Regions from separate parts of the Mus musculus genome. Here region 2 is linked to region 1. A link is a loop called in an ENCODE intact Hi-C map of the cell type or tissue named here. Cell type or tissue: left cerebral cortex. All regions are shown on one strand. Links, peaks and the distances in the headings refer to the core of each region. The heading gives the core; the rest is flanking DNA.

What was found. A loop is a pair of places that touch in the nucleus more often than their neighbours do. Peaks named below come from ENCODE experiments on the same cell type or tissue, not always from the same donor. Only the 100,000 strongest peaks of a DNase experiment are listed, where the experiment ranks them.
Region 2: a loop joins it to region 1, with 2.7 times the contacts of the local background. A loop is called at or near these places in 3 of 42 quality-filtered maps.

What each region holds. Positions count from the first base shown.
Region 1 is chr2:173,015,606-173,031,330 of GRCm38, reverse strand. Rbm38 (RNA binding motif protein 38) reads right to left here and starts at 9,429. Exons shown (of 4, transcript NM_019547.2): 1 at 9,061-9,429; 2 at 8,416-8,539; 3 at 7,950-8,004. The coding sequence starts at 9,291. Rae1 (ribonucleic acid export 1) reads right to left here. Exons shown (of 12, transcript NM_175112.5): 12 at 15,592-15,725. In left cerebral cortex, for the core only: no CTCF peak of the experiment used is centred there; DNase peaks (open chromatin) are centred at 8,783, 9,457 and 11,236; H3K4me3 peaks cover 1,986 bases; H3K27ac peaks cover 333 bases.
Region 2 is chr2:173,163,219-173,178,943 of GRCm38, reverse strand. No RefSeq gene overlaps it. Among named protein-coding and RNA genes, the nearest start is that of Pck1, 18 kb to the right of the region's middle. In left cerebral cortex, for the core only: a CTCF peak has its summit at 8,035 (motif pointing left); DNase peaks (open chromatin) are centred at 7,223, 8,003, 9,627, 10,254 and 4 more places; H3K4me3 peaks cover 527 bases; H3K27ac peaks cover 4,273 bases.

The DNA.
Region 1 (15,725 bases), core at 6,694-14,693:
CAGAAACCAGAGCTCAGGGGACACTGTAGGAAAGTAGGGTCTGAGGGAACTACAGGGAGGAGCCCAGGCAGGACTGTGACAGACTCCTCCTCTCCAGCACCACTGGCCCACGAGATCCCCAAAACCTGCACAGCAGCAGACTCCACAGCACCCAAGACCCCCCTGCCTACGTCTGGGGCCAGGGCCACTCCCTGCTCTCCTCACAAGCCTGACCCTCCTGAAAGCAGAGCTGTGCTAGAGTGCTGCTGCTGCCTACGCCCTGCCCACAGTCACAACACGGGCCTCGCTGGGTTGGAGGCCTTCCCAGAGCAGCGCAGACTATCTTGGTGCCCCTACCTGGGTGTGAGTGAGTGCACGTGTGTGCCTGTGTGTGTGTGAGGGGGAGGGGTCCCCCCACCCGCAGCCCTAAGACCCAGAAGCATTCAGCAGTTCGAGACTTTGGGAGTGCCATGCCCTGAACTTCCCTAAACATGAGTAAGAGGGAGGGAGACACACCTTTACCCAATACCTCTAGGGGTGGAGTTTGCTAACACTGAGGCTCCTTGCAAGGCCAGCTCACAGTCCCATGCAAGCAGAGCCTGGCTTCCTGTATGCCCTGAACGCTGAGTGTCACCCACGCCTGCCTAATCACATGTACCATCTCTGAGGTCCTGGCCAGGTGTCATCCCAAGACATAGGACAGGCAGGAAGGCTCAGAGTCTTGAGTGGCCCACTAAATCCCCCACCTATGGCACGCTGCAATGGAACGTGGCTCTAAACCGTCATGTACGGACACTTTTGCAGAATGGAACCAGCAGAGAACAGAACACAGAATATCCAGCTTCCAGTGCCACATGCAGTGCAGTGCAGAGCACGCTCCCTGAAAGGCTACACTACTACTTGAGGGGCAGCAAAGACCACACACTATGGCTACCACAGGTCCTCAGGCCAATGGTGGCAGCAGCAGCTGGGAAAGGGGCCTGCACACCAGAGAACACTCTGTACAGTCACAGCCTGCACTTCAAAACCCACCTGAGTCCTAGCCCTGTGCCCTGTCCAAAGCTGGCCCTGGTCCCAGGCTGCACACTACTGCAAGCCCCAACTCTACCTGCCTGAAGAAACCTGGAACTGCTGTGTGCATGTGCCCGTGCGCACAATGTTCAGAGACTTTCCTAGTGCTGCTCATTCAGACTCAGAGAGGTAAGAATGCCAGCCACCACTTGACATTTGACCTTCATCATGCCCAGCCCAGCAAGGGCTTCAGCCTCTTGACCCACCACACATCAGCGACACAGGGCTCTGCAGGACTCAATGTCCCTGTGTCTCAGTGTGCCCACCCACCTGAAAATGCTCCAATGCTGCCTTGTTCTCCCTCCTTCCAGCCTTCTGGGCCCCCTGACTCACTCGCCTAGCTCACTGAGCCTCTCACAGACTGCTTCGAAGCATCTCTGTAGATTTCAAGACTGCATCAATCCAGGTACCAGAACTTTCTAGCACCTTCCTACTGGACCTGGCAGCAAATCCACATTGCTCCTGTGCTTCCCTACATGGCAGCCCACACCTACCTCTCCACTTGACTCTCAACCTGAATGACTGTTACCCTAGACTATACCCACTCCCAAGTGTTGGCACCTGTGGCACACAGCCTAAAGGTTTCTCCCCCTAACACCATCCTGAGGGGCCTCTTGACCCTGCTTTTCTTTTCCATACAAAACTACCCCATCTTTTACTCTGTGTATACCTATATGACCAACGGTGCAGAGCTTGCTTGTATGTGGGATCTCCAAGGGTCCAGCACAAGCCTTTGTGGATACCTGAGCACCCGGGGCAAGCCAGAAGGCCCAGCCATGAGAGAGCAGAGAGGGCAGCAGGCTTAGACACCAGTCAGTGTGATGAGACAGAAGGCTGGATTCTGCTTGTCAAGATCCCAACAGGTAATCTGACCTGCTGTCCTTAGTCCACTAACAGCTGCCTGGTTCAGCCCTAGAATGTCCTTATCATGGCCCTGTGGGAACCCAAACCCTTAGCAGCATTGGGGCCTGGCGAAGGCCAAGTGGACACCTTCCACACCCAAGTCTTGGGGGCTAGAATATAAAGGCTGGGTGACCCACAAACTCCAGGGTAGCTGCCACTCCCAGCTCAGGGGGCTCTGCCATCAGCCTTGTCAGGCTCAGTCCCACCCAGGCCTCGGATGAGAGCAGAAGCCAGTGTCTCCTCATCACAACCAGGGTTCCATTTCCTCACTCTATTCAGGGAACCTTTTGCCCTTTCTCAAGCCAGGGTGGCCCCAGGACAATAAGCCCAGGGCTCTGTAGCAGCAACAGAACAGAGTTCCCAGGCCAGAGACCACCAAAGGAGTCTAAATCCTAGAGTTCCCTTCTGCCAGGGAGACTCATGTGAGACCAGGGAAGGGTGACTGAGGTTCCATTTCCCACTGGTCCTCGGTTCTGGGTAGCACCCAAGCCACCACAGCCTGAAGGGATGTACCCACAGTGGTTTGCTATGGGTGCTGGCCAGGGCTGACAGCTGTGCCGTGAGATCTAACCCACTGGGAGTGGTGGAATAGGTGGCCTCTCCTTACACCAAGTCCAGATCAGGGTGGCAAATGAGCAGCCAAGAGCTCCTGGCTCACTCAGCCTCCAAGAGATTTGGGGTCCAGATTCCACCGCCCATTTGAGCTTTCCCTGGTCTCAGTTTCTCAACCAGTAAACTAAGATACCACAGGCACATCCCCTGGGCTCCTGGCTGCCCAGAAGAGGGGTGGGAACTCTGCAGTGACACTTGAGACATCTGTCTCCCCACCATGGCTACTACTGGAACTGACAGTGAGCAGTCAGTAGAGGCCCTGGCCCTGTGAGTAGCCAAACTCAGGAAAAAAAAAAAAAATTCATTGGCTGCAGCCCAGGGGGCCACTTCCCGAACACAAAGCCACTGCTGAAAATAAAAATGAAAAAGGCAAATGAGCCCATTTCACTTTTTCTTCTCCCTGGGGGCCTTATACCACGATGCTGGAGGCAACCTGGCAGCCTACCAGCAGCCCTGGCCTTGGGGTGAAGTGGTAGTGTGTGGGTTGTGTGTGTGAGAGAGAGAGAGACAGAGACAGAGAGTGAGCTAGCCTGGCAGGCCTCCTGGGAATGTCCTGTGATGGGGGCACCAGGTTCTCTGGTGACAGCTGGTGAGTGTTGGCAGGTGAATGAAGACAGGGTGAGGACAGGCTACTGTGGGAGGCAGCTGGGAGCAGCAGGCCCACCCACCTGAACCTGCCTAAACTCCACCGCTACTTTCAAAGTTGTCCTCTATGATGGCCTCCTCCAAGGCCAAGGCCATCCATTATCTACTCTGGCATCTCAGCCCTCCTCCCCAGGGCTAGGGGTCCAGGCAGTTCCACTGTCTCAGGCTGGATGGCTGCTGTCCCAAGAAAAGGCCTTCTGGCTCAACTCAGCACTAGAGGGACACCCTCAAACAAGTCCAAAGTCTAGCCCTCAGGAAGCAGGGGGATTGCTCTGTAGCCAGGGATGGAGAAGCTCGTCTGTCCAGCGTGCAAAAGGCTGTGTTCAAGAACCACCTCCAGAGAAAGCGAGAGCGGAGGCAGGAGAACCAGGGAGTGGAGGGTCTGCTGGGCTCTAAGACCATCTTAGAAAGGAAACAGAAAGTGATGGCGCACACACGCCTTTGATCCCAGCACTTAAAGAGGCTGAAGGAGGCTCAGTGCAGGCTCAAGACCAACCTGGGCTACATACCAAGATCTGTCTCAGAAAGAAAGAAAATCAAGACAGACCAGTTTTCACCTTAGCTCAGCTCCTCCAGAGTGGGATGGCTGTCTGTCACTGGGCTTTGGTCCCTGCCCTCACATCACCCACAGTCCTTCCAACAGCTCTTTACCATCCTGAGTCCTGTTGCACCTTGCTGCAAGCCTCCTGGTGGGGGAGGGGGGGCACTGTGGTCACAGCAGCAGAGCTGGGGTCTCTGGCCTGACTCTGCAGATTCCCTGTGCATTCCCAGCTGACATGGAGCCAAAGGAGGGCTGGGCAGGGAGCAAGGCCACTGTCCCAAGGGATGTCTAAACTCCTGGGCCAAGATCCACCAAAGGCCAGTCCATGCCATGGACTAAAACATACGAGCCATGGCCCCTCAGCCTGAGGCTTCAGAATAGGCCCCTCAGGCACCTGGCCATAACTGAACTCTGAGAGGAACCTAAGGGCGCCAGAGGCTAGCTTCTATCACAGCAGACAGGGACAAACAACAGGTGCGGCAGCATAAGCTACACGCCCTCTGGGAGGGTCAGACAAGACACAGCCCACGCTTGCCTTCAGACAGCCTGCCAAACAGGAAGCTATGATGGGGGAGCAAGCAGGGCCACCCCTAAGACACCCCTCAGGTGCTGGGGTGAGAGTGCTCACACCTGCTGCTCTGGGTCTGGCCATGTGCCTGCCAGCAGCCCTAGACAGGCCTCCTGAGACAGTGTGTCACACACCTGCCCCACAGAGGCCTCACTTTTCACTGTGCTCAGTGAAACTAGTAACTCTCTCTGAAGGCACAGGAGCAATGTCCCTCCCCCAACCTTCCCTCTCTGAAGGCACAGAAACAATGCCCTTCCCCCAGCCTCACCCCACTCCATGTGCCTGTGCAGGAAATGTCTGGTACAGTGTGGGGCCCTTATGGGACCTAGACACTATGGCACTTGCTTATACCGGTGCCTGTGTGTGGCACAACTAGCCTAGCCGGTCAGATTCAACAAAGCTCTGGCCACTTCCCCGAGGAGCAGCCCAGAGGCACCCTGTTTAACCATGTAGTCCTTGCCACACTGGGCCCTGGGGTGGGAATGGCCATTTCACCCAGAGCATCTGAGGCAACACACACATTCTCACCACCACCACCCCGCCTCCAGTCTCTGGGGGACAGACTCCTCCCCAACTCCTCTCCTCAATCCTCATGCATAGGCATAGGCCTCCTCATGACGTGGCATCAGGACAGACACCTCCATGTGTGTACCAGGTCCATCCCACAGAGAACACACTCTCTAAAACAATGCCTGCAGGAAAGCCCAAGCCAAGGAGAGGATCCCTGGATAGTGTTGGTCTCAGAGACAACACAGTCATCCAAGAAGTGTCCCCATGAGGGTCTAGGAAGAGAGGGATAGGCCTGAGTGGCCCTCGGTAGAGGGCAGGCCACTCATCTATGTGGCTCCAAGCTTAGGCCAGCAAAGCTTGCTGCTGGGCCTGTCATAGGAACACCCAGCACAAACCCCACACACAACTTTCCACGGCCTTGGGATCAACATGTTCCATACTCCACGATCAATTAGTCCTTAATGTGGCCCGGTCACATCTCTACTCTGCAGAGGTGTAGCCTGTTACCCAGCACCTGGGGACCATGACCTGAGCTCAGACCTCAGGACCTGACTCCAACATGAGGAGAAAGTGAGATGGGAGTAAGCAGGCATCTTGCCACAGCAAGGTTCTCCCTAAGAGCAGAGAGCAGCCTTCTGGAGTAAAAGGCCAGGAGAGACTCCAATGGCTGCCAGGCTGGAGACAAACCTCAGCTCCCATGAGTCTTAGGCTGAGAGTGGATAAACACCCTTGACCCTGGGAGGCCAGGACAAACCCAATCAACGCTTACCCATCTCCACTGTGCAGTCCTCCCTTCTCACCCGCATCACTGTGCCCCAGGGCTGGCAGAGACCCCCTTGCCAGAAGGCCCCGGGTCACCTATCCCCATGAGAGATTACCAGATGGGCCTGGAGGCTGGGAAAAGCTATTGCCATGGCTGAGACTTCACCAGACACAGTTACATGACGGACAAGCACAGGCTGTACAACCAACAGGGCCTATTCCACAAGCAGGCATTCCGCAAGCAGGTGAGGACTCGGGCAAGCACAAAGCTGGCTATTCTTTCAGCGTCTTTCTAAGCTGAGGGGTGGTCTTGACAGACAGAGGAGGCCCAGTGGTTTGGCCTACAGGTGGGCTGTGGGGTCTTCAGCATGTCAAAGGCCGAGGAAAATGTACAGCCAGGTGCCTGCAGGCTCTGAGCTGCCAGGGTTCCAGCTCCCACCAGGCCCTCAGCCAGGGCAGCCCCAGGCTGACTGACAAAACCAACCGCTGAGTCAGGCCAGCCGGGCAGGCCAGATTGTTTATAAAAACAAAGGGGGCTTGCCTGCTGACAGCTCAGCTCTGCCTCCCAGCTGGCCATTAATAGCAACTGGCCCAGGCAGCAAGGCCTGACCACACCACCCGGGCTCCCCAGAGCCTGGCAAGCTCAGGAGGTGGGATGTTCCTCAGAGGAACCCAAGGTTCACTGGCAATGTAGGCTGGCCAGTCCCTCGTGCCCACCTGTCTGTCCATATGTGACTACACTCCTTGGCAACCCAACCAACACTGTAAGGCCACTGTGTAATCAGTGTTAGATGACCAGCCCCCTAATCTAGTTACAAATCACTGTGGACCAATGTCAGATTCGCCCGAGTACCAGGGCTTCTGGAAACTTTCCAACCCCAAAGACAACATGTGTGGCTGTGAGTTCAAACCTCACTCCTAAGTCACTAGCTCTCTGAGGAGAGCCTTTCCCTGGAGACTAGAGCATGCTGTCCCCCATTTTCCAGGTAAGAAAAGGCAAGTTAAAGAGGGTCTAGTCAGAGTAACAGATTAGACCTGTGAACCCAGATCTGAGGGGTCACAGAGGCCAAGCACTAGTGTCCCTGAGGCAGTAACTATGCGTCTGAGCCAGTGGGAGGCCCTGTTCCAGTCCGTCTGTACATAGCTCAGCGCAGCCCAGCACCAGCCTGAAGCTCAGCCCCAGGAGAAGAGCGAGCAGGAGACGAGCGAGCTACTGGAGAGCAAGCACTCTCCTCACAGCCAGCAGGGAGAAGCTAATACGAAGTTTCCAAGGCTGGGATGTTCCCACACTCTGTCCAGGCAGCCATTACACATAGGAAACAGATCCCAGGGGAAATGCGATCTGGAACAATCTGTCACAGTAGCACCCCAAGAACTTCCCCAGGAGAACCCCATGGCAGGAAACACAGGCTGGGGCCTAAACCATAGTTCCCCATCGACAGCTCCTGCTCAACTCCCATCAGTCCCCAAGGATGACTGTGAAGAATCCTGGTGCCACCCTACGGGACAAGCACATTTAGAGACAGCAAGCAGCACCCTCTCCAGTCATCTGACCCACTGTGCTGGCCAAGTTCAGCTCCAGCCCCAACAGACACCCCACTCTACCCACCCCCCAACCTGGGACACAAAACCCAGCAGCCAGGATTTGACAAGATTGCCACTGCAGAAGGTAGGGTCCGTGTCAGAGTCCCCACCCACCGGCTCATTCACAGCTAGTCTACACTGAACAAACAGACCAAGTACCAGGGTCCAACTTTTGTGTCTCTTTAACTGTGCAAGTCCTTCCCTAAGTAGCTACCAGGCCTATCAGTCTTTTCAAGATAGAAGGAGGGGGATACAGAGCAAGTGACTCACACAAAAAGCCAACCAGTGGCAGTCACCTACTATGCCATTCACAAACATCAAACCTCAGCTGGTACAGACCCACAGTAGCTACCTTCGTGGCATCTGCCCACATCAGAGAGCACTCCAGGAAGAGCCCAGCCCACCAGGTCCAGCCTTAACATACACTTCAGAAGAGCTGCCCGCACTAGGTGTGTGCCAAACTCCCCAACTCGAGAGAGTTAGAAAAGCTGTCCCCACATTCATTCACTGCACAGGTGAGGAAGTGGATGCCCATGTGACACCTGGCTGAGGAGGTGTCGCATAACTGGGGGCAAGGTACACACCAGGCTCGAAGACATGTGCTCCCCTCTGGGTTAGAGAAATGCAGTGGGTCTTATCTCTCCCTCCACACCCCCAATACACAATCTAATTTCTGAAAACAGCCATTCCCCAGCCCTGAGAAGAGCTGAGAGGTCCACAGCTGTCCCACCTCAAGGCCTTCCTTCCCACCCACAGCCAGCTACAGCCACTCACCCGTAGGTGCGCTGGATCAAGGTGGGGTGTAGTTGCTGCACACCAACAGCAAAGCCTAAAACAAGAGAGCAGTTAGGAACAGCACACTGCATGGGTAAGGTCCCAGGGCCACACACAGGGAGGGCAAATAACACGCGCCACTCTCCTGGTCAAAGCACATTAAGTCCACAGGCTGTACCAGCTTTTCGGGATGATCCCCTGCCTGGTCGGCATCTGACTTCTTCCCTCCCCAAGAGTAGGAGACTTTGGAAAAAAAAAATCATTATCCCTGGGACCATAAACTGCCGAGAAAGAGGAGCAAGCTCCCAAGCCAGGGGTGGTTGCCCTGGGCTGCCTCTGCAGGCACATGATTGCTGGCTGCCACTCGGGGACAAAGGGGGAGCGGGGGCAGCGTTTTTCCATCAGACAGATACCAAAGCTGAATATAGAAACAAGGAGGGCTGGAAAGAAAACTCAAAGCTCTTACCCGTCTGTAAGCTCCTAGGCTTGGCACCCAGGTAGGCCAGGTTCACATTGGCCTTGCGACCATCGATGATAGGGTTAGGGTCTTTGCAAGCCCTATCAGCCGCTGCCCGATCTGCCATGGTCACCTGCAGGAACACAGAGGGTCAGGGGCTTTGGTGGCTGGCTGAGGAAAACAAGGCAGAGAAGGGAAGGGGGTTTTGCCCGGGCATCGGGCCATCTCTGGGTCTTTCCTCCCAGAAGAGTATCTGGTATTTAGGACCCTTGGGGCACTGTCTTCTCTGCCTCCAGGGCTGCAGCTCCTTCCCCAAAGTTCAAGTGCGGAGTGCCTTCAAGGACAGCGACAATCCCCTAGGAAGTGGAGTAAAGGGAACCTCAAGGGGAGTCCTCCCCACCCCCCCGCTGTCCAGGCCATCAGTAAGTACCGTTAACTTTCTCAGAGAATTAGTTTGGGGACACTAGAGTGGAAGGAAGTGGGAAACCGTCTTCAAGTCGCTGGCGCTAACAGCTTACGCTTCTTTGGGGCAGCTGGAAAGTGTGGGGGAAGGGCCGACGGCCCCGGGAAGCCCCGGAGTCCCGGCTGCGCGCGGCGGGTCTGGGAGGCGGTGGGGGAGGGGCGGCGGCAGGTGCGCGCGCCGCGGGCACTCACGAAGCCGTAGCCGCGGGACTTGCCGGTCTGGCGGTCGGTGATGACCACGGCCTCCTCGATGTCTCCGAAGCCCTCGAAGTACTTTCTGAGCGATGCGTCGGTGGTGTGGTAGGGCAGGCCGCCCACGAAGATCTTGGTGAACGTGGTGTCCTTCTGTGAGCCGTGCATGGCGCTGGGGGCGGCGGACGGCCGCGGAAACACACTCGGGGAGCACGCGGGCTGCAGCAGCATCGGGGCCGCCGCTACCGAGCCGGCCGGCGCATGCGGGGGTGTCCCAGGCCGAATCCGAGTTCCCCACGCTGTCCCGCGCCGCTTCTCCGTCCGCCGCGAAGCGTCTACTCCGCGCCCTGCGAGCTGCCGGCCGCCTTTGTAGCCGGCCACGCCCCGCGGTCACGCCCCTCTCGTTTAAGACACGCCTTTGGAAGCGGGGGCCGCCGGGAATTGTAGTTCTAAGTACGTCCCGCGTGCCAGGACGCGGGTCCGGCGAATGAGGTGACTTAGCCCCTAGGTGCTCGCCGGTATCAGCTTGTCTGTCTCGCGGGGCGCACGGTCCGGTATATTCCAAGCGTTGCTTGATTCAGTGGTTTACACCCGAGCGACTAGGGGTGCAAACGTACTTGTTAAAAGGTCCGAAAAAAAAAAAAAAAAAGGTCCGAAGGAGTGCCTCAGCTACTCATTCGCGAACCCTTGTGGTTTGATCTCCCCATCACAAAAACCTGGCTGGTGACACACACCTGTAAACCCAACACTCAAGAAAGAGAGTCAGTTCAAGGCCACCCTTGGCTATATACTAAGTTTGAGGCCAGCTGGACTAAATCATACCCTGTCTCCAAAAAATAAAAAATAAAAATAAAGGGCAAAGTGAATTTGCCATGTTTATAAAAATAATTCACACGCACACCATAATACATCACACGTACTTTGGCGGTCCTGTGGTGTCAGGGATTCTCTGCTGGGACTTCAACAATGGCATACCCCGGGACACTAGGTAGTCTGTGAAAATGAGGGCTAATCGATAGTGAATACACCTTTTACAGTCTTGTAGAAAGCTAAGAGCTTTCTACTTTCTACTTTCTACTGTGAGGAAGAACAAAGGCGGCTGGGCTCCCATGTCACTGACATGGGACCGCCTGTGGGGTCACCCTTAGCAGGAGAACAAGCAGAAGGCATGACATGGCCTGTGTAGAACGTGGGCCAAGGCTGGGACCATGATGCCAGTCTGCAGAACTCTTCCCCACCAGCGCAAATGCAAACGTGGGGCCCTTGTTAGAGACAGAAATTTCAAACAGCCGAGTGGAATACACCGGTGATCCTAATACTGAGGAGTTGGGAGGGTGGGAGGGTTCCGGGTCCATACCCTGCTACACAGAAAGTCAGAAGCTAGCCTGTATGATGGGAAACCATAAAATAGAAAGAAGAAAATGGGAATTTCAGCACAGAAGCAGGCACGATGCTTTAGCCTCCGGGCCAGGAAGCAGCCCTGATCCTGCGTCCCTCATGTCCCCATTCCTGGTTATCACACTGGGACCTGAAGACCTACAGCTTTTAGTGGGGCTAAAACTGGCCTGGCCCCACTGGTCAAGGCGGACAGTAAGGCAGGCAGCCTCTGGGCAGGTTCAGCCCCAGTCAGTCTAGTCCCCTTCACACAGAGCAGAACTCCGAGCCTGCTGGGGATACCCCTGCCCAGCGCCTCACTCTCTTGGCTTTACCTTCCTCGCTTCAAGTTTCCTTTGCTGTAAGGCTTGTTCTCCCCAGACCCTACCCAACCGGGGCTTCTTTCTGGTCTAAGGTCTTCTGCTGCTGACGGAGCTCTCTAGCAAGTGTTGCTCAAGGCGTAGCGTAGGGATTAGCAAGAGAGGCGTCTGTTGAGTGAATCCCTGGTGGAACGTAAAGAGGAGGGGGCTCCAGACCAAAGACCCCTTAAAGAAGCGCCTTTTGAAAACTCGTTGAAGTGTGTTTTGTTTTTGTTTTTGTTTTTTTTTTTTACTTATTCCTAAAGCGTCGAGACTTCCTGGCCCTGAAGTCTTGAGCCACCTCGATTCCTTCCTGGGGCCTCAGTTTCCCCAGTGTGGCATAGCGCAGCTGGTGGCAAAGACTGTTTTAGCTTCAGGGCTCCTCGCCTACAAGTCCCAGCACCGCCCCTGCCACCGCCCAGCCACGCCCCTCCGCTTCCCTAGGGCCCCGCCCCAAGAAGCTCGCTGGGCGGACGCTGCAGGCACGTGCTGGGCGGGAGGAGGGGGAGGGGACCTCCGAACATGCGAGAACGCGGCGCACGGGCGTGACCCCGGGGGGCTGGCTAAACCTGCGAGTTTGAAACTATGGCTGTGGGATGGCCGTCCCTGTTCGTAGCTTCCCCCTGACTCTTTGGGTTTTCCGTATCACCCACTTTTGCACCTGTCCAGGCTCTCCACCTCCCTCCCATGCGTGTGGATTCGCCTTGCTCTGAACACTTATGCCCTAACGGCCGCGACTCCGGGCCAGGGTTGCTATGAATGGGAAGCAATCACTCGCCAAGCTTTCATTCCCGAACCGTGCAGTTGCAGAAGTCTGCATAAAAAGCACGCCCGCTAGGCACAGTTGCCCAGGTGGGCACTTAGGAGGGGACAAAGAGGGCAAGAAAGCAAGCGCGGCCAGTGGGGAGAGGGAAGGGTGACTGCAAAAGGCCCAGAAGTGACAGCTGCAGTTACTAACGAATCCCCGCCTCCCTGCCACCTCTCACTCAGGGTCTCTTTATACAGCCCAGGCCAACCTCTAACTTCCTGTCCTCCTGCCTCAGCCTCCCACGTGCTGCTATTGCCCCCTGAGCTTGGCTCAGTGGTATTTCTTGAGTACTGGCAACTGCCTCTAGCATCACTAAACATGAACTTCATCTGGCCTTTGCGGTGCTGGCTCACTGAGGAGTTCCCTAGATAGATGACTTAACCAGAGGCAGCCTTATACCATTCTCGTCAGCCTGGTTCTCAGGTGGGGTGGACGGAGGCTCATCCACAGAGGATCCTGAGCCAATCCAACTCTGAGACCCCACTTCATCCTCCCAGTCTCGTTCAGAAGCTGCCCTGGTCCCCTGCTGTGAGGTCTGGGAAGACAGAATCCCAGAGAGGTAGGTGCACGGTCCAGGACAAAACAGCCAGATTGGGCAGAGTCAGGATTTGAACTCAGGAGTTGGGGGGAAACCCTTGACACCTCATCCTCTGGGCTAGAGTGGGGTGCTGCTGGCTATAACCCAGCTGTTCTGACTATCAGTTGATTAAACTTTGTCTAAACCTGTTTGTGCTGGGCCAACCTCACCTGACAAAAAGAAACTTCTCTCAAGCTCAGAACCCATCAGGCTTCAGGCTTGGGCTGCCCCACTCCCCAGCTGGCAAGGCCAGTCGTCAGGAACCTTGATGGTGTGGGCATAGACAGGCTGCCTAGCTAGCTGGCTCTGAGAAGGACAAGGGGCGGGACTGGGGCTGGCCAGTCCCTGGAACCCTCCTGCCACTAGGGGATAATTATAACTCTCACAGGGTCAGCACCTCTGGGCGGAGCTCTTGGCACAAGCCTGAAACTACCATCAGCTCTTACCACCCCTGTGATGCTCTCAACGCTGGCCCGTGCTGTGGAGGATCCCGTTTTAGTGCGGGAAATCCTGCCCCGGGAGCCAGCAAAAGCTAAATAAATGCCAGAGACCCAGCAAGGGGACCGAGGAACCAGAGATTACACCATAAGGAAGTGAGAGATAGCATCTTGGAGCAAGCCGGTTTTTTGAAAACCTTTCTGGAGCTAGGAGTCTGCAAGGTGACTCAGGGAGTCAAATGTGCTTAACTGGAAGCCTAGACACCCAAGTTCAATCCCCAGAATAGAGATAAAGATAGAAGAGAACTGACTGGACAAAGTTGTCCTCTGACCTGCATTCAAATGTGTACACACACACACAGCTCTGTTTCATCACCACCACCACCACCAACAAAACTGTAAAACAAACAAACAAACAAAGAGGAAAAACCCGTCACACACTGTTCTAGAGACAGCCTGACTGTGAATCTCTGCTGCTGCTTTTCAGGCACCTCAGGCAGGATGTGGGTGGCATCAGGTGCCAAGACAGTGGACATGAAAACCTGTTGTGAAACCTTGCTACCCTGGAGTCGACAGATAACACCCTGTCCCACAACCTTCTTCCTCTCCGGAGCCCTGTGACAGGCGAGGTTGGAGGATGCAGTTACTTTTCCAACCGTCTGTGGCCAGGGAGTCCCCAGTGAAGTCTGTCAGGGCCCCTGTGGAGCTCTCCACTTCCTGACTGGTGAGATCGAGTACCAGGCAATACTAGACCTTGGCAATCATTTTTTCTTTTTCTATACTTTTTTTGTTAAGACAGGATCTTGTGTAGCCCAGGCTACCCTCAACTTTGCTAGTAGCTAAGGGTGACCTTGAGCTCCCATCCTTTTACTGGGTTTGCAGGAGTTGCATCATCACACTTGATTTACATGGTACTGGGGACCAAGTTCTCTGAGCATATGAGGCAAGCTCTCTGTCAACTGAGCTATTCCTCAGCCAAACCATAGCATTCTTTCTGTCCTGAGTTTGTAGCAGATGTCTGGAGCTCTGAAGACATCTTGTGACCATGAGGCAAAGGGCAAGATACAATTGTTCTGATTTAACTAAACACAGAGACACCCTTTATAGTCACAGCTTGGTAGGGGTGGGAGTCGGGTAGGATATGCTGCTGTACCTGCAGGCAGAGGTCAGGGGTGTTACTGCATCGTGGGATGGAGGTCAGGGGTGGTGCTCTGTCCTGGGTATGGAAGTCAGGGCCCCTGGGACTGGTTCCAGCCCTTCTCCCCACAGCCCCTCAGCGGCTGTGGCACGGACTGGGGTCAGCCTGGACTTGGATCTCAGCCCCGTTTCTTGCGCTGTCAAGCCTCCAGTGACTGGTGGATAGATTGGTTGGTTGCAGTGCTGTCTTCTGCTCTGGGGTTGGGGGGATCGAAGTACGTGAACAGGTGTGAAGTTTGAGTATTCAGGCCCATGGCGTGGGACACCAGTTTACAATCTCCTCCCCAGAGGACAGTCAGAATAGTCCTAGCTGCACGCCACCTACCTGTCCCAAACTCAGCCAACCTGCCTGCCAGAGTCCTGGAGTAAAATAGCAAACTACCATGTGGTGCCCTTGAGCTTCAGAGCTTAGACTTTCAGGAGGAGGCAAAGCCTGACCCTATCTGTCCCTCCTGTCCCCTCGAGTCATAGCAGGGTAACTCATCTTCTGTTGGTGGCATTTCCCACTAACCACTGGACTGTCTCTAGGCGCTAATGTCTCTAGGATTTTGCAGATGGTTTGGGGTTGCTCTGAGAGAGCATCTAACTTATTCTCATCCGCATTAGGAGCAACAACTTGTGAATTTGTATCCTGCCAACTAGTGTACCCTCACAGGTCCTCCTAGGCCCTGGAGCCTGTAGCCATCCGCAGAGACTGGAGGAACTTTCTCAGAGTCATGGCTTAAAGACTCAGACAAATGTTTTTGCATGCAAAGGGAACAATCATATTTAAACCACAGCTGTTGAGGACTGGGACTGGTTCAGTGAGTGGGTAGAACACTTGCCTAGCATCCATGAAGTCCTGAGTTCAAGCCCCAGCACTGCATCTCAAGTGTGGTGCTCCTCCAGGGGACCAGCATCCTCTTCTGATCCCTGCATGCCCCTGCACGTCAAGCTCAAGATGAGCTTTGGCTACGTGAGACCTTGTCTCAAAAAATTAAATTCAGTTGCTACATTAATATTAATCTCACATTGTATTATTTCATGTTACTATTCCTAGTTCATAAAAATGAATATTAACTTCATTACATGTATGATGTAGGCACGTGTGTGCTGTCATACTAGTGCGTTATTATGGAGACAACTGGTGGGTGCATTGTATCACAGCATGGAGGCAAACACCATGTCACCATGTTGGTGACAGCTGCATACTGGCATGCAGCCTCTCGCTTCTTGTGTCCTCCAAGGCACCGGTGCAGCTGAGAGTGCTGGTGTGTGTGTGTGTGTGTACCATACACACAATGATTCTGGGTCCCTTGAACTCTGGTTGGGGAAGACAAGGCCCTTCTCCCACCACACCCATGGGTCTGAGCGCAAGAAGCTCCTATATTCCGCTCCTGTGGCTCGTTACCAACTGCCACACACTCAAGGGCTTGGGCATTACCGCTTACTCCTCTCACCGTCATGGAGGCCAAGAGTCTCCGTGAGAGGAGCTGAGACACCTCTGGAAAGAGAGCCCTCATTCCCTGCCCATCTAAACCGAGTTGTCTGCCAGACTCCAAGTTCTGCCTCAAGATGAGTAGCTGGGATTCCAAGGGCACCCCAGGCCAGTCACCTGGGATCCACTGTCTACAATTTCTGTGGGATAAATGAGCTGTGGAAGGAAGACACCCCCCACCCCCCGTGGCCTCTCTCAGGACATCATAGCAGCACCTTCCCTCAACACTGAGGCAGGGGTGGCATGTGGCTCACACAGCTTCTCAGGAGCTGACAAAATGATGAGAAACTTGGAACATAGCATTATTCTGAGATTGATGGCTATTTCCTGAGGAGTTGGGGAAAGGGATGAAGGGGCAGGCCATCTTCAAAATATTTTATTATAAAACACAACACAGGGCTCACCAACAGTTCCCACCCAACACTGTCAAATACAC
Region 2 (15,725 bases), core at 4,739-12,738, 150 kb before region 1:
GGGTTTTTCATATTTTATTTATAATTTTATTTATATTATATTATGGGTTCTGCATATTTTATATTATACTATGGGTTTTGCATATTTTATATTATATTATGGGCTTTGCATATTTTATTTTATAATTTTATTTATATTATATTATGTGTTTTGCCTATTTTATTTTATATTATGGGTTTTGTATATTTCGTTTTATGTGCACCATTTGCATGCCTGGGGCTTGCAAAAGCCAGAAGAGGGTGACAGATCTCCTGGAACTGGCATTACAGAAGATAGTGAGCTGCCATGTGAGTGCTGGAAACCAAGTCCCGGTCTTCTAGAAGGACGGCCAGTGTTCCTGACCACTCCTCCACCTGTAACAGGCGTTAAAAGTGTAATCAGATCACTTGAAGCCAGGCATGGCGGCACATCCCTCTGATTCTGGCATTCGGGAGGCTGGAGCAAGAGGATCACTGTAAGATCAACGTCTGGGCTGCAGAGTTAGTACCAGCTGAGCCAGGGCTACATAGTAAACTTACCAATGATGATGATAACAATAGCAGCTCATGTATCTTAATCAGAACATAAGGATAAGTCCGCTTACCAGTGTGGACACCCACAGTTGTATCCAGGACAGCCAACAGGCGGCTCTCCCAGGAGATTCTGCAACATGGGCAGCTTGCTGCAAAGCTGAAATGTGTCTTCAGAGTTCAGCCCTAGGTCTTCAAAACTCTCAGGGAATTTGTTATTCTCTGAGCACAGGATATCGCCCAGTTAGGACTGGCCCCAACCAGATTGTCCCTGCTTGGAGCATAAGTTCTGGGCAGAATTCCACCCTTTCACGGGCCAGGAGCTAGATGCTGGACTCTGGCACGTACACCCCTCTCTGAAGTCTCCAGGGCGGGCTTTATGCTGCAGAGCAGATGGTCCTCAAGAAAGATCTTTGTTCTGGAAGATTCAAGGCGCCCACAGAGGCGCTGAACCACGGCTCTATATGCACCCCAGAGATCTCCTACTGGAACCTGGGCCACTGGCAGCAAAGGCTAAGAACCCTTCTTACCCAGCTTTCTGCCCATCTCCAAATCTGTGGGTAGAGCCTTCACCGTGTGGTCTGAGTTGGCCCTATCACCCCTAAGTCCCTTTCTGCAGCACAGCCATCCCTGCTGTCTTCCCCCATGCCTTACAAATACCAAACCCTTCATCTGCAGATCAGCCCTGTCCTGCAGGGAGACCCTAAGCCCAGCCCCAGGTTTCCTTCCCAGCTTTGCTGGGTTTCCCAAGCTACCCTAGCTCGGGTCTCCACCAGTTGCTACTCCTTCTGCTGGCCTGTGCACACCGAGCCCCTCTCTGACTTCAGTCAGAAACCAGGGTCACAAATAGTTGCAGCATAGGTTAGGGAACTAGACTGTTTGGGGTCAAACCCTGATTCTACCACTTCCTGTGTATCCTTGATCCCCGACTTGGCTTCTCTACGCCTGCAAATTAGGGGTTGACAGTTCTCCCTTCTCAGGGTCTGTAAGAGGCTTCAGTGGGCAAACTCAACATTTCTGTCGTGAACACGAGAGAGGATCCTGGGAAGTCTCAACAAAGACGGGGAGCTAAGAGGAAAGGGGAAGTGGTAGGCCTGCAGTTTCATGCTCCTCGGGGCACTGGGAACAAGACACAGGATGCAGCATGGTTAATTTGGAGGCAAAAGTTGCTTCAGCAGAACTGAGGGTCTGCCCGTGTCCTTGGCAGCTGTGAGGGGTCTGAGAAGCCACCTGTGTTTGCAAAGCAGCAGGAGCAGGCTCAGTGTCCCAGGACTAGGTGACAGGTCCTGTTTTGGCCACCAACCATTGAGGCTAAGAGCAACAATGGAGACAGAGTGTTTACAAGTGGGTGTGACAGCAGCGCTCACACCGGGAAAGGCATGGGTCTATACCAATGGTCCCTCTGCCTGGGGTATGATTCTAGCATCACATTATTCCCTAGGTCCAGGCTCTGCACCATGTCCCTTGATCAAGAGCACTCTCCTAGAGCCAGAACTGGCGGTGCCTACCTGTAATTCTAGCACTTTGAGTCGGACTAGGTGGCTTGTGCATCAGAGCCAGGGGCAGGTGCATAGAGAGCCAGCATGAGCTACTGAGTGAGACCCTGACTCTAAAAACAAAAAGAAAGACCTTCCTGAGCCTAAAGTGAGGTCATTTTTCCAACCCCACCCCCCACTCCCATCACACACACTTGTGCCCTGGCACTCACCCCTCCTTTCATCCCTCCCTTTCAGAACCTCCAGGTGTGATCCCCTGTTTTAACCCAGCTACAAATGTGCCTGGGCGACCACCCATCTCCAGCCGCCAAGAGCACTCACCTCTTGTAGGGTGGAGGCAATATGGACACTGAAATAGGGATGGATGGATAGATAAGTGGATGGGTGGGTGGGTGGATGCATGGATGGATGGATGGATGGATGGATGGATGGATGGATGGATGGATGAGTGAGTGAATAGATGGGCAGGTAGATGAATGTATGGGTGGGTGGATGGATGGATGGATGAATTAGTGGATGAATAGATTATTAATGGATGGGTAGACGATGGATGGATGATGGGTAGGTGGGTGGGTGGGTGGATGCATGGATACATAGAGACTGGTTGGATCCTATTATCCAGACAAAACACCCAAAGTTTCACCTCACTGGTTCTAATCTCCTTGATGATATGATCACAGCTACCTTTTCAGCCCCAGATGATTGGCACACACAGATCTTAGCTAAAACATCACACAAATGGCCTCCAGCTTCATTCCTCTCTGAAACCTTGTAAGCTGGGCTTCCCCTGTGTACAACACAGTCAGTACTCCTGTCTGCCGTGGCTCCACAGAAAGGGCCATTAAACTTCCTGCCCACAGAATCCCGTGGCTTTTCCACCCCTAAGTCTTCCATGTTCCTCCCCTCAAAAAATATATGTGGGGCTGGAGAGATGGTTAAGAGAGCTTGCCGCTCTTGCAGAAGAACTGGGTTCAGTTCTCAGCACCTCTGTGAAAGTTAACAGACATCTTTAACTCCAGTTCTAGAGGATATGGCGCCCTCTTCTGGCTGCCCCATGTACTGCACACACATGGTGCATAAACATACATGTAGGTAATGTGCCCCATGCACATACAAATAAACAAAGCTTCTTTAAAAATTCAGACTAATTACAGCAGTAGCCCCACTTCCTCAGTACCAACTTCTGTCCTGTCCCATTTCCGTTGGTGTGATAAAACGCTCTGACAAAAACCAACTTAGAGGGTAAAGAGCTTTACTTCAGTTTACAAATTCAGTTTGCAGTTCATCACTGTGGGGAAGTCAAGGCAGGAACTTAGAGCAGCTCAGCACACCACACCCATCATTAGGAGCAGGAGAAATGACTTTATGCTTCCTCTCTTGCTTGTTCTCTGCTAGATTTCTCCATTGTCACAAAGCTCAGGACACCAGCCTAGGGGATGGTGCCACCCACAGTGGGATGTGTTTTCCTGCATCAGTTAGCAATCAAGGCAATTCCCCTACATACATTCTCAACCTTATCTAGATAATCTTTTATGAAGACTTCCCAGGTTGTGCCAAGTTGATGGCTAAAACTAACCATCCTAAGTAGCTTAAACCAAATAATCTATTTCACCTCTGAATAATAAAATCCCAGAGGAAGGAAGCTCAGACTCTGCAAGACACCTAAAAATCACTAAAGACCAGATCCCCTCTCCCTTAAGCTCCTCTATACTTAATACAATATTTCTACTTCATAATCCAATGTTGCTGCTGGTGCTCCAGCCATCAAGTCCCCTTCCCAGGTGCCAGGAAAGAGAAGTAGATGTGGAAGAAATTTTTCTGGAAAATAACACACATGACTCCTCCACTTTTGCCTTGCTGGTCACCACTTGGGCACAAGTTCATGTGCTTAGAAGTTAAAGAGTAAGGATTCTACCCCCCCCCCCAAAAGATATGGGCCTGATACATAGTGTGGGCAGCTGGCATCTCTGCCTGCTGCTTGCTGACTGACCAGGACCAGTTTGGAAGTCTTTGGTTCATCAGTGCAGAGGCAGGGGCTGGGTAGGTTCTTCTTCAATAGACAAGAATGCAGTCTGGGTCAGGCCAAGCAAGGCCTGTGGAGAACTCAGAAGGGATGAAGGAACATGGATCATGAAGGTGACCAGCCCAGGCCAGGGGAAGGGGGCTCAGAGGAAGGGACACTTGAGAGGACAGGAGGAGAAGATCCTCCCAGGGACCAGGGAGGGGGAAGCTCACAGTCCCTAGCTCAGTAGGGTGCTCTGAGCCTCCAGGTTCCCACCTATGACCAAGGAGCATTGACTGCACTGTAAGATGTTCTGCAGGTTGCAGATCTAGCTCGCAGGTGGGGCCTCCATAAACAAAACATACAGCCCGGAGACTCTCCCCTCCTTCATACACCCCAACTGAGAGAGACTCCAACGGAGCCTAGGTCTGGGGGCATTTTGGGATTGTCACAGCTGCGGGGGGGAGGGGGAGGCGGCTGTGAATGCCTTATCTTAGAGAACAAACCACCACATCTAACAGAGCCAGAATCTCCAAAGCCTGCCCACACAGCTATGGGGGCGGCGTAGACTCTCCTCGCTCCTCCCACTGGGTCTCAGAACCATCTTTGTCTCCTCCCACTGTATCCTAGGACCCTTCCCTACCCTCCCACTGTATCTCAGGACCCTCCTGTCCCCTCCCAGGAACCTCCTCTCTCCTCCCACTGTATCTCAGGACCCTCCTGTCCCCTCCCAGGAACCTCCTCTCCCCTCCCACTATGCCCCAGGACCCTCCTTGCTCCCTCCCATTCTTTCTAAGAACCCTCCTCTTCCCTCCTACTGTGGCTCAGGAGCCTCCTTGTCCCCTCCTATGGTATCTTAAGACCCTCTTTGTCCCCTCCCACTGGGTGTCAGGACCCTGCTGGTCTCCTCAGAGACCCTGAGCCCATTCCTTGGCTTTGTCTCCGGAATCTAGCTATCTTCTCCTTCACAAACACCCACAGTGACTCAGGCTTTTTGTGAAGTTCGACAAACTAAACTTCTGTGTCCTTATTCAGTGCCAAGCACGTAGCGGCCATCCTCCCCCGAATCCATTACCAGTTAAAGCACAGCTATTATTTTTACAGCCGTGCTCAGAAATGGCTTGCAATCTCTAATTTGCTAAATTGATGTGTATATTGACTAAATAAATATTCGGCACGAAGCCCGCGTCCCCTCCACACTTATTAATCCTCGGGAAATGGAAACACAAGACACGAAATGAGCTTCTGCTCGGAGCTGCAGACAGGAATACATTATGTTGTTTTCCTGAGTGTTCAGGGACTCGCATCGCTGCAGCAGAGACCAGCCAATCAGCAAGCTCCAAGTTTTCCATGACGCACTTGTCTGCCCAGGACGTGCCCAGGTTGCTAAGGCTCTTCTGAAGTTTAGAACAAGAAACTTTTACCTCTTGAGGGGGGGGGGGTGAGGGGGAAACAGCTTTAGAGGGGGTGTTTAGGGGGTTTATGCCTTCAGTGTTTGCAAGAGAAATCAGAACGACTGTCAGGGCCCACAAGAGTCTCTGGCAACAGCCTCTACCCTTCCATGGAGATATTAGCTTCCTTGGCTTGGGGGAGAGAAGGCAGCCCCGTGGGGAAGGGGCCCTGACCTTGGTTGCTAAGCCCCTAGGTTGACAGCTGGTTGCCATGGTGATGCTCATTTGATTCTTTCCTCACTGGGGCAAGGCCCACTGTGAGCTACCACTCTAAGCTGGCTTGTGCCATGGTTTGCAAGGAGCCCAGCGTTGGGAAAGAAGCACTACAAACAGGGAAGTGAGTGGGCCCAGCACTTCCCTTTTGCTCAGCTGGAAGAATGCAGTTCCTCAGGTGTGAACATTGCATCTCACATCCCCTTGACCCAGAGCAGAAGCTTCCTCCCTGGGCAGACTCTGGGCCACTCCAAAGGGGGCATAGGTCCACAGTCTTCCTCTGAGACAGGCCTCTTCCCTGTCCCCAGCTGTGCCCTGGAGCAAGTGCCATACTTTGTTGAGTCTGTTTCTTGATGGCCATGCTTGAGAGTCATGAAGGGATTGCCATGGCAATGCTCCCAGCACCTGACCCATGTAGGTTGGCTGCCACCAAAGTCAAGGGGCAGACATCTGCATTCAGATGAAGTCCAGGCAATAGGAATAGCCAGTGCAAAGGCCCTGAGGACAGCAGCCTAAGATGACAACAGAGAGGCAGACAGTGCTGGTCACACAGTCCTTTGGCTGGTGGGAAGAGGGATTGCACCCCAATGTAGTGACAGGCACAGGAAGCTTGGAGAGGGTCTGTCTGAGTCTCAGCCTTCATAGTCTCAGGCCCCACTGCAGCCCTGTGGAGCTCATTCTGATCAGCTTGGGGGCTCAGGAGGCTGTATGAGTTCTGCAGAGTACGCAATTCTCCCTCAAGATACCATCTGACCACAAGCCATTAAAACAGCCAGCACCTGCAATTGGTGAAGACATGAACAGAGGCCCCTTGGCTCATAGAGATTTGGGTAGGAGCTAGGAGGGGCTTGGACTCTAGGCTGTACCCAGAAGTTCCTCATAACCCACCTCCCAGCATCTCATTTAGATTTATTGGCTCAAGAGAACATTCTAGAAAGACTAGCTCAGACTCCCATTAGCCTTTCCCTAAACAAGTCCAAAGAGACAGAGCCATGAGAAGGAGAAGTCAGTGTGGTCACATGGAGGGAGCTTGGCGGTTGCAGGGGTGGAGTGGCGGTTGGGGTGGAGGTGGAATTGAGTTTGCTCTGAGGTCCCAGCCCCACGTGCATCCACTGTCCAGAACATGAAAGCCCAACACTGCTTGGCTCGGAGATGTCGGTCACTCTCAGGGCATGGAATGTTCTAGGCCTGGATCTGAGAGGGGGCTGTTTTCTGTTGCCTACCCTCATCCCTCACCCTACAGAGTCCTTTGCAGTTGATATTTGTGTCTTACAGAGATGGATTGTACTGTCACAAGTGTGTGCCCAGGGGGATCTGCCTTGGTCTGGGGTCTGCAATTGGCTCTTCCTCTCTGCGGATTCCTGAGTTTCTAGGCAGAAACAGAAGTTCTGGGTGTCCAGAGTACCTCACTCTGGGGAGGGAGGGAGCCAAGGGCTTCTGAGGCCACCGCGCACCTTCCTGCAGTGATCCATCTTGCTTCGGCAGGGCTGGGGAATTGCTTGGAGGCGAAGCCGCATCTTGAATATTCATCTGATTTATGGTCGCTGCCGACAGTTTTATGAGTCCACCCACCGCTCCCTCCAGCCGGCCATCAATCTTCCCCTAGACGGGGCCTCTGCCAGCAGCTCATGAATTAAAGAGGCCCCTCCGGCCCTCAGCCCGCCGCCCTCCCCGCGGCGCGTCGTGCCGCCCTCCCGCCGCAGCCCTCAGCCCTCCGCCCTCCCCGCGGCGCGTCGTGTCGGGACCTGACCAGAAGTCACAACACTGTGGTGTCTTGCTGCAGTGGCGGCTCTGGCGACCTTGGATGACTCTCCCTGGTTGTTTGTTTCAAGTGAGAGCAAGTCACATGAGCCCTGAGGCCACCTTGCTCAAACTCTGAGACTCAGTTTCCCTATCTGACAAGGAGAGGGCATGCATAACCCAGTTCCCTCTGTTTATCTAGGTAGGGTCTAAGGCAGGGAGTGGGGCTGTGTGCCAGAATACAGGTTAGTGCAGTTAGCATTGCTGCCAACATGAGTGGAGGGGCATGGAGGGATGGATATAATGTAGAAGCAAATGTACCCTGGATCTGTGGGAAGGGGCTCTTTGAAAGCCTGGCTCTGGGGTGCCCTCAATGGGTTGGGGGTTTGTGGGGATTTGCCAGGACATAAATGTAAACTCCGTTTTCATTCTAGACTTGAGAACCCACTCTAGTTCATCCCTTGGACAGGGACCCCAAAAGAAATCCTGGGCCACTTGGTCCCAGAGCCCCTCACCTACCATTCAGCTAAAATAGGATGGGCTAGCCTGTGCCTAGTCACCAACACTGGTCAAGCCTGAAAGAGAAGGGACTGTGACTGGGTGGAGGTGAGAGGTCCCCCTAGTGGTCAGCAGGACACTGGGTTTCTGTGGCCTTCTAGGGAGCAGCCTGTCTTAAGTGTCCTCAGTACTGGGCTCCCACACGTCTCAGGGCCCTGGACCATGAGCTGGGGATCAGAGAGAGGAATAGGGAGACAATCCCTGGAGTCACTCAACATGGCCCACTTCTCCATTTGGCCCTCAAAAGACCCTGAGCATTGGTCCCCACGTTTGCCTGTGAGGAGGGTTCAGAAGACAAGCTTAGAAGAGCCTCCAAACCCTGGATGTCACCAGCCCTTCCACAAGGCCCAACCTCACCACTGTGGGCCTCAGTTTCCTCCAGTACAAAATAAGGTCCACAAGCCCTGTTCCAGCCAGAACACTGATTTGGGCTGCCTCTGAAGAAGCTGTCCCTGAGTTGGCTGAGCATACAGACCCTATCTCCAACCACAGATTTGGTTATGAGAGCAGGGGGTGGGGGTGGGGGGGGCTTGGATAGAGGTGAAAGATGGTGAATTCCAGTGAACAATTCCTGAAAAGGGATAGAAGAAGTAGGCCAGATGTCACAAGGGATAAAGTCTCACCATCCGGAATCAGCAGGAGGTTCCTGACCTGGACTTTCACCCCTGCTGACCACGCTGGCACCAGCTGTGTTTATTCCATGGAACAGTGCTGGGGGCTGGGCACAGGGCAGCCTGGGATGGTGGCTTTCTATATCACCTATGAGTCCCTCTTAGGAGCAGAAGTACAGACAGGTAGAGAGGGCCATGAAGCCCAGCTCCCCTCCCTTCTGCACTGCAGATGAGGGTGACAGTCCAACCTTTCCTCCCAGATGGCTCTAAGAGCTCCTTTGCAGCCTCATTGAAAGAGGATAGAAAGAACACCCAAGTAACTGTGATGAAAGGAGAAAGTGGTTGGGAAATCTACAGGCAACAGAGACCCCTAAGAAACCAAAGCAAGTCATTGGCTTTAGAATACCACTAGATAGTTAAATGGAGGTATCCATGGACACTCAGCCCATACCCATCCCTCTAGCCATCCAGCCATCCCACCAGGCAGCCAAATATCTACCCACCTGTCCACCTACTCACCCATCCATTCATCCATCCATCTGTCCACCTGTCCATCCACCCTTGCACCCATCTATTTGTCCATCTAGGCATCCATTCACCAGTCTATCTACCCAATAGTCACTCCATCCATCCATCCACTCTTGCACCTGTCCATCTGTCCATCCATGCATCCATTCACCAGTCTACCCACCCATTAGTCATTCTATCCATTCGTCCATTCGTCCATCCATCCATCCATCCATCCATCCATCCATCCATCCACTCTTGCACCTGTCCATCTGTCTATCCATGCATCTATCCACCAGTCTATCCACCCATTAGTCTCACTATCTATCCATCCATCCATCCATCCATCCATCCATCCATCCATCCATCCATCTATCTGCCCATTCATCTGTCTCTCCACCTGGCTGCCCATTCATTTATTGCCCAGTCATCCATCCTCCCATCCGTTCATCCATTCTCCTATGAATCCCAATTGCACATGTGTGCGTAGGGTAGTGGCAGGTGCTTGGCCACATAGACAGCTAGACAGATGGGTGAGTGAGCCAGGAAGTGAAAAGATGGCTGGCTTAGTGGGTAGATAGATTGTAGGTAGATGGATGTTCCAACAGCCGGTTAGATGGATGAACAGAGAGACTGCTAGCTGGCTGGGACCATGCTCTCCATGCTAAATTGTCTTGTTCCCCCAGGTTGGTAGATCGCAGTAGCTTTAGCCCCTGCCTGATGCTTGCCAACATTACGCAGACCGCAGGGGTGCAAGACACAGCTCTCACAGTGTCATTATTACTGACTCCTGGAGTTCACCAACTCACAGGGTAACAGGATGACATTTTATGTTCCCTCTAGCAGTACCTGGCCTTTCACTGAACATGGCACCCAGCTGTTTGCTTGCTAGCCTCCCCTTGGAGGGACACTCAAGCCCCTGCAGTCAGGGGCCTGATTTCCAGGATGAGGGGACACCTAAAGACTCAGGCACCTCCTGCAGCTGCCTGGCCTTAGCCTCTCCACAGCTCCACCAATCTCCTTAATTACCCTTCAGTTAGGGTTTAATTTATCATTCGGTGGCAAAGCTATCGCTGGAGAAAGAGTTTCCCTGGCAACCAAGTTTTTAAACACAAGATTCTCTGTGTTTTAAAAGCCAGTTCTCATCTAATTTCCTCCCTGGAAATTAACTTGGAACTTGTTGGGTGCTGGAAAGTTCTGCCTAACAGCAGGCCGGCACTTATGTGTGAAGCCATCAAAGGCCCACTCTGTCCCTGGCAAGGGCCAGGGCTGGGAAGTGTCTGTTTCCCTCCATCTCTTTGTTCCAAAATGGCCATTACAAATTGATCATGGGGACTTGGCTTGGCCACCAAGCCACTAGTTATGCTGATAGCAGCTGGCTTCTGACTTCCGGCTGCCCGGGTTCCCTGGAGGTTAGAGCTGGGGACATGAGCCTTGATGTAATGAGAGGAAAGCCAGACTTCTGGGCCTGAATGCACAGTCACTACAGACCTCATCTCTCCAACTTGAGAAGAGCAGCCAGGGAAGAGGGCTACTCTGGACACCTCACCCCCACAAACCTAACTCCCTAACAAACAGAATACAGCTTAGGTCAGCCATATGGGTGGCTTTTCACCAACTTCCCCAGTGTAAGGTTGGGCACAGTACAGTTCTCCTGTCCTTAAGGCCTCAATCCATCCAGTGGGCCACCACTGATGCAGCTTCTCCTCCATTGATTCTCCATTGCACCCCAAACCCAGAGGCTGTGTTCCATGCATCAACATCTTAGAATTCCATGTCATCCCATGGACTACTCAAGAGTGCTCCTCATGGCTCCCAGCTCTTCCTGGGCTCCCTGTGTGCCTGTGTTTTAGTGGTGACAGATGTACTGATGGCATATGGAAGAGCTATGATGGTTCAGTTGCTGTCTTAGTGATAAGGTGGAAGGCAGACTGAGGATAGGCACAGGGGTTATAACTGGTCCATGGAGGGAGATTGAGTGAGTGGAGACTGAAGGCAAGAGGGTGAAGGCATGGATGATGTAGAACATCTAGACGCATAGATGGTTGGAGAATATCTACATAGGTAACCAAATAGAAGGGAAAGGAGTCAACAGGCAACAGGGAGAGAGGGAAGGAGGAAGAAGGGGGAAAAAGGAAAGCTGGCTGTCTGAATAGGCAGGTTGAACGATGTGTAGGTAGATGCATGAGTTGGTGCTTATATGGATAGGTGGATGATGAATATGTAGGTGGAGGGCTATGTGAATGGGTAGATGGTAGGATGGGCAGATGGATGAACGGGTAGGTGGTTAGGTTAATGGATGGATAGATGAGTGGGTGGGTGGGTGGGAGGAGTAGATGAATGAGTATGTGGGCATATTGATTAGTAGATAGGTAGATGGATGGGTAGGTGTGAGGGAAGATTGGTGGATGGATGGATGGATGGATGGATGGATGGATGGATGGATGGATGATGGGTAAATGGGATGGATAGATGAATAGATGTATGTGTGTATGTTTTGATGGATGGCTAGAGGGATGGATGGATGGATGGATGGATGGATGGATGGATGAGTGGCTGGGTGAATGGATGGAAGAATAGATGGATGGTAAGTTAGTACATATGTGGATAGACGGGTGAGTGGATGGATGGATGGATGGATGGATGGATGGATGGATGGATGGGTAGATGAGTAGATTATGTATGTATGTATGCCTGTATGGATAGATGGATAGATAGTTGGATGGATGAGTAGATGGGTGAATGTGTGAAAGAATAGATGAATGGGTGGATGAGTCAATGGATGGATGGGTGGGTGGGTGGATGGGTGGATGGATGGGTAGATGGATGGGTGGATGGGTGGAAGATCAGATGGATGGTAAGTTAGTGGCTATGTGGATAGATGGGTGAGTGAAGGAATAGATGGGTGGATAAGTGCTTGGATGAATTCACAAGGCACACCCCAGAGACACCCACTTTCAGCTGCACAGACTTTGTTGCCTACTCTGGAGTGTGGCCCAAAAGTGACCAGACAGTTCAGAGTGCAACAGAAGTGAGAACCTGTGAGTCTTACACACACACACACACACACACACACACACACACCGTGAGTCACTCTTGAAATGTTGGGACTTCAAGAAGTTTGTCAATGACCCCTAGAGAAGGAGGGATCTTCCTGCGGGACCCACTCATTAGAAAAGCCAATCCCCATAAGCTCATTTAAGCACTTGGGCTGACTCTAAGTGGCAGGCAGTCAGAGGACATTTGCTGACTATTCATTGGAAAGTGATGGATTGATCCTGGCTATCTGCCATGGCAGAGAAGCATGACTGACTGGGGACAGCAGAGGCATCTTCACTCAGTGCCCAGTGCCCCGCTGAACTCCATCAGCACTGGGAGATGCTGGGTCTCTCATCACTGCCCTCTTCTCCATGGCTATGCAATGGCTATCCCTAGTGCACAAGAAAGTCCAGGAGACATGTCTCTTCTGCTGGTACTATACTCAGGAAACTGCAAGGTCTACCCACATCTGACCCGGTTGGTATTGAGGGCACAGGGATGACTCGGATTTTGACCCAGGTTCTGGGAGACCATTTGTCCACAAAGTCAAGACAACCAGTAGGAGGGCTCCCCACCCCATGGCGCTGTTGAGAGACTGAGTGACAGAGCATGCCTGTTCTGCAGAGAGTTAGAAGGACATGGGGACTTGATCCTTTTCAAGAAGGAAGATCCTCACCGAGAAGCCAGAGAAGGGTGTGGTTCCCTTCTCGCCTCTCTCCCTCAACTCCAGCTGCTGTTTTCAAGTTCTCCTCAGGCCCAGAAATTGTGAAGATGCTAGCTAGCCAAGGCTAGCCAGGGAGCTGGTGTTCCCGGATGGGACTGTCCACAGGTCCTGAGACAGGGCAGCCTGTATCATTTTGCAGACTTGTGACAGTAGGTTTAGGGCCACAGGTTCCCAAGTGCTGCACCCTAAAGATGAGCCAACCTTTCCAACATGACTCCAAGCTTCATAAAACTCTCTTCTCCACTTTTCCCACCACACTCCTTCCCCGGCAGGAAGTGAGGAGGCATCAAGAAGACAAACTCACTTCTGCTTTATCTATAAAGTGCTTAGCTAAGTGTTTGGCATACAGTAAGTGCTCAATAAATAACCATTATTAAGGGAGGGTGCGACGGGGGAAATCGGACAGATCAGAATTTAATTCAGCCATGTAGATTTATTGTGCTTCTGCCCAAGGTGGGGGGTGGAGACAATGACTGTCTTGCCTTCCCATCTCTCTCTGCGGCTGACTTTGCGGCAGAGTCCTCTCATCCCCTGCGGCCTGTTGGAAGAAAAAACACAGTAAGAAGAAAAAGCCAATCTGGCATGCTTGACTGCGCCCTGTCTCTCCTGCCCACTGCTCCCTTTGACTTGATGTTTAATTTCCCGGGGTCAGAAAGAAGCATTGTCAATGATCCCCGTTAATTCAAAATGTAAATTTCATCTCCTATCAGCTAATGGCGTTCAGCTCCACTTTACATAAGAGGGGAGCAACTGCCGTATGAACGAGTCAGGAAGCCCCTGGCTCCCTCTTCTCCAACCCTCGCCAACCCTTCAGACAGACAGCCCTGGCCTCTGACCACCGTGCGGCTAGATCTGAGTTCACCCTTGAGATAGAGTGTTCTATTAACGATGGGGCATGGGGCAGGGGATGCATGCCAGCCACAGGGGATGGGTTTAACCCAAGAAACTCCAACTGGACCAAACCGGTCTGGACCATACCGGTCAGTCCTGAGCAACTCAGGCTCCCAGGTCTACTTACCAGGACCCAGAGCCTCAGCCTGGACAGGGAACTTGTCGATAAGCAAAACTGAGTGCACGGGCCTACCTTTGCCCAACCCTGGAGAGCTGCCCCATACTCTGTGGGATGGCATCTGACATGGTGGCCAAGGTCTTTGGGTGACAAGATCCCAATGCTGTCCTCTCACTAGCCTCTGGGACACCAAACAGGTTTCTTTCCACCTCCCTGATGGGTTCTCCCAAAGCCAGCCCGGTGTCTTATCGTCAGGCCTAAATGGTTCTGCAAGCCCCTGGAAGGGCAGCCTGGAGGCTTCTGCCTGTCTTCTTCCAGGGTCGGAAGCAGACTCTGGCCTAGGACAAATGGTGAAAGGCTCCTGACTCTGAGGCCAGCCCTTCCCAATGGCAGCACAATGGCTAACCCTGTGGCTTCCTACTGATGGCAGGACTGGTGAGGGTCCTAGGCGCTGGACTAGGGTCTCTTTCCTCCGCTTAGAAGGAACACCTACCTGGTCAATGTCTGTGCCTGGAACCTGAGAGACCTGGTGGTCTCAGCTCTGCCACCTGCTGGCTAAAGGACTTTTTGCTGGACCTGACTTCTTTGGCCTTAGTTTCTCTCCTTTCTTTCTCCCTTTTCTTTTCTTTTCTTTTCTTTTCTTTTCTTTTCTTTTCTTTTCTTTTCTTTTCTTTTCTTTTCTTTTCCTTTCTCCTTTCCTTTCTTTTCTTTTCTTTTCTTTTCTTTTGTTCATTCATTCATTTTTATTACTTAAATATTTATTCATTTACTTATTTATTTCCTTATTTTGTTTTTTTCAAGACACGGTTTCTCTGTGTAGCCCTGGCTGTCCTGGAACACTCTCTGTGGCCCAGGTTGTCCTCGAACTCACAGAAATACACACCTGCCTCTGCCTCCCAGGTGCTGGGACTAAAGGCATGTACTACCAAGCCCAGCTGGCATTAGTTTTTTATCCAGCCATTAATGAGATGACTTCCTAGGAGGCTCACAGGCCTGGAATTAAGTGGTCTTGAACCTGGGAGCCTGAAGTAAGCTTGTGGCTGTTCCACGGCTTTGAAATTTGCCATTTCTTCTAGGAAGAATTCCTTCGAGACACAGATATCTCTCAGCAGGTGACAAATGCTGCTCTCCAGCGCTCTCTTTGGAAGGCAGCTGGTCTCTGATGTGCGTTAAGTGAATGCTTGTTTATGTTTTTTTTTCTTTTTTAAAAACAAACTTTATGAAGCTATAATTTAGATACCATAAAAGCCACCCATTAAAATGCATGATTTAATGGATTTTAATATATTCACAAAGCTGTACAAACTTCCCTAACAATCTGCCTTGCAATGTTTCCCAGAGGAACTTTGTACCCTCCGAACACTGCCCAGCCTCCTGCTCCCTGGATGCCTGGTCACCACCAACCCACCTCTGTCTCCCAGACTGGCCTGTTCTGGTTTTCACAGAGATGGAGTCACCCAGCACTTGTGTCTTTGCTGACTGGCTTTTCTGCTTACAATAGAGAGTGTGGTTGTTGGACCGAAGCTGTAGCTCGGTTAATAGTGTTTGTCTAGCAGGCGCTGACTGGGTGACTCCTCCGTGCCACGTACCCTGGTGAGGTGGAACACACCTGTGGTCCCAGTGCTGAAGGGTAGCGGCAGGAAGATCCGGAGTTCAAGATCACCCTCTGCTACACAGAAAGTTTAGAGGCCAGGCTGGACTACACGGACCATGTCTAAGAAAGAAGGAAGAGGAGGAGGAAGAGCAGGAGGAGGAGGAGGAGGAGGAGGAAGAAGAGGAGGGAGAGGAGGAGGAGGAAGAAGAGGAGGAAGAGGAGGAGGATGAAGAGGAGGAAGAAGAAGAGGAGGAGGAGGAAGAGGAGGAGGA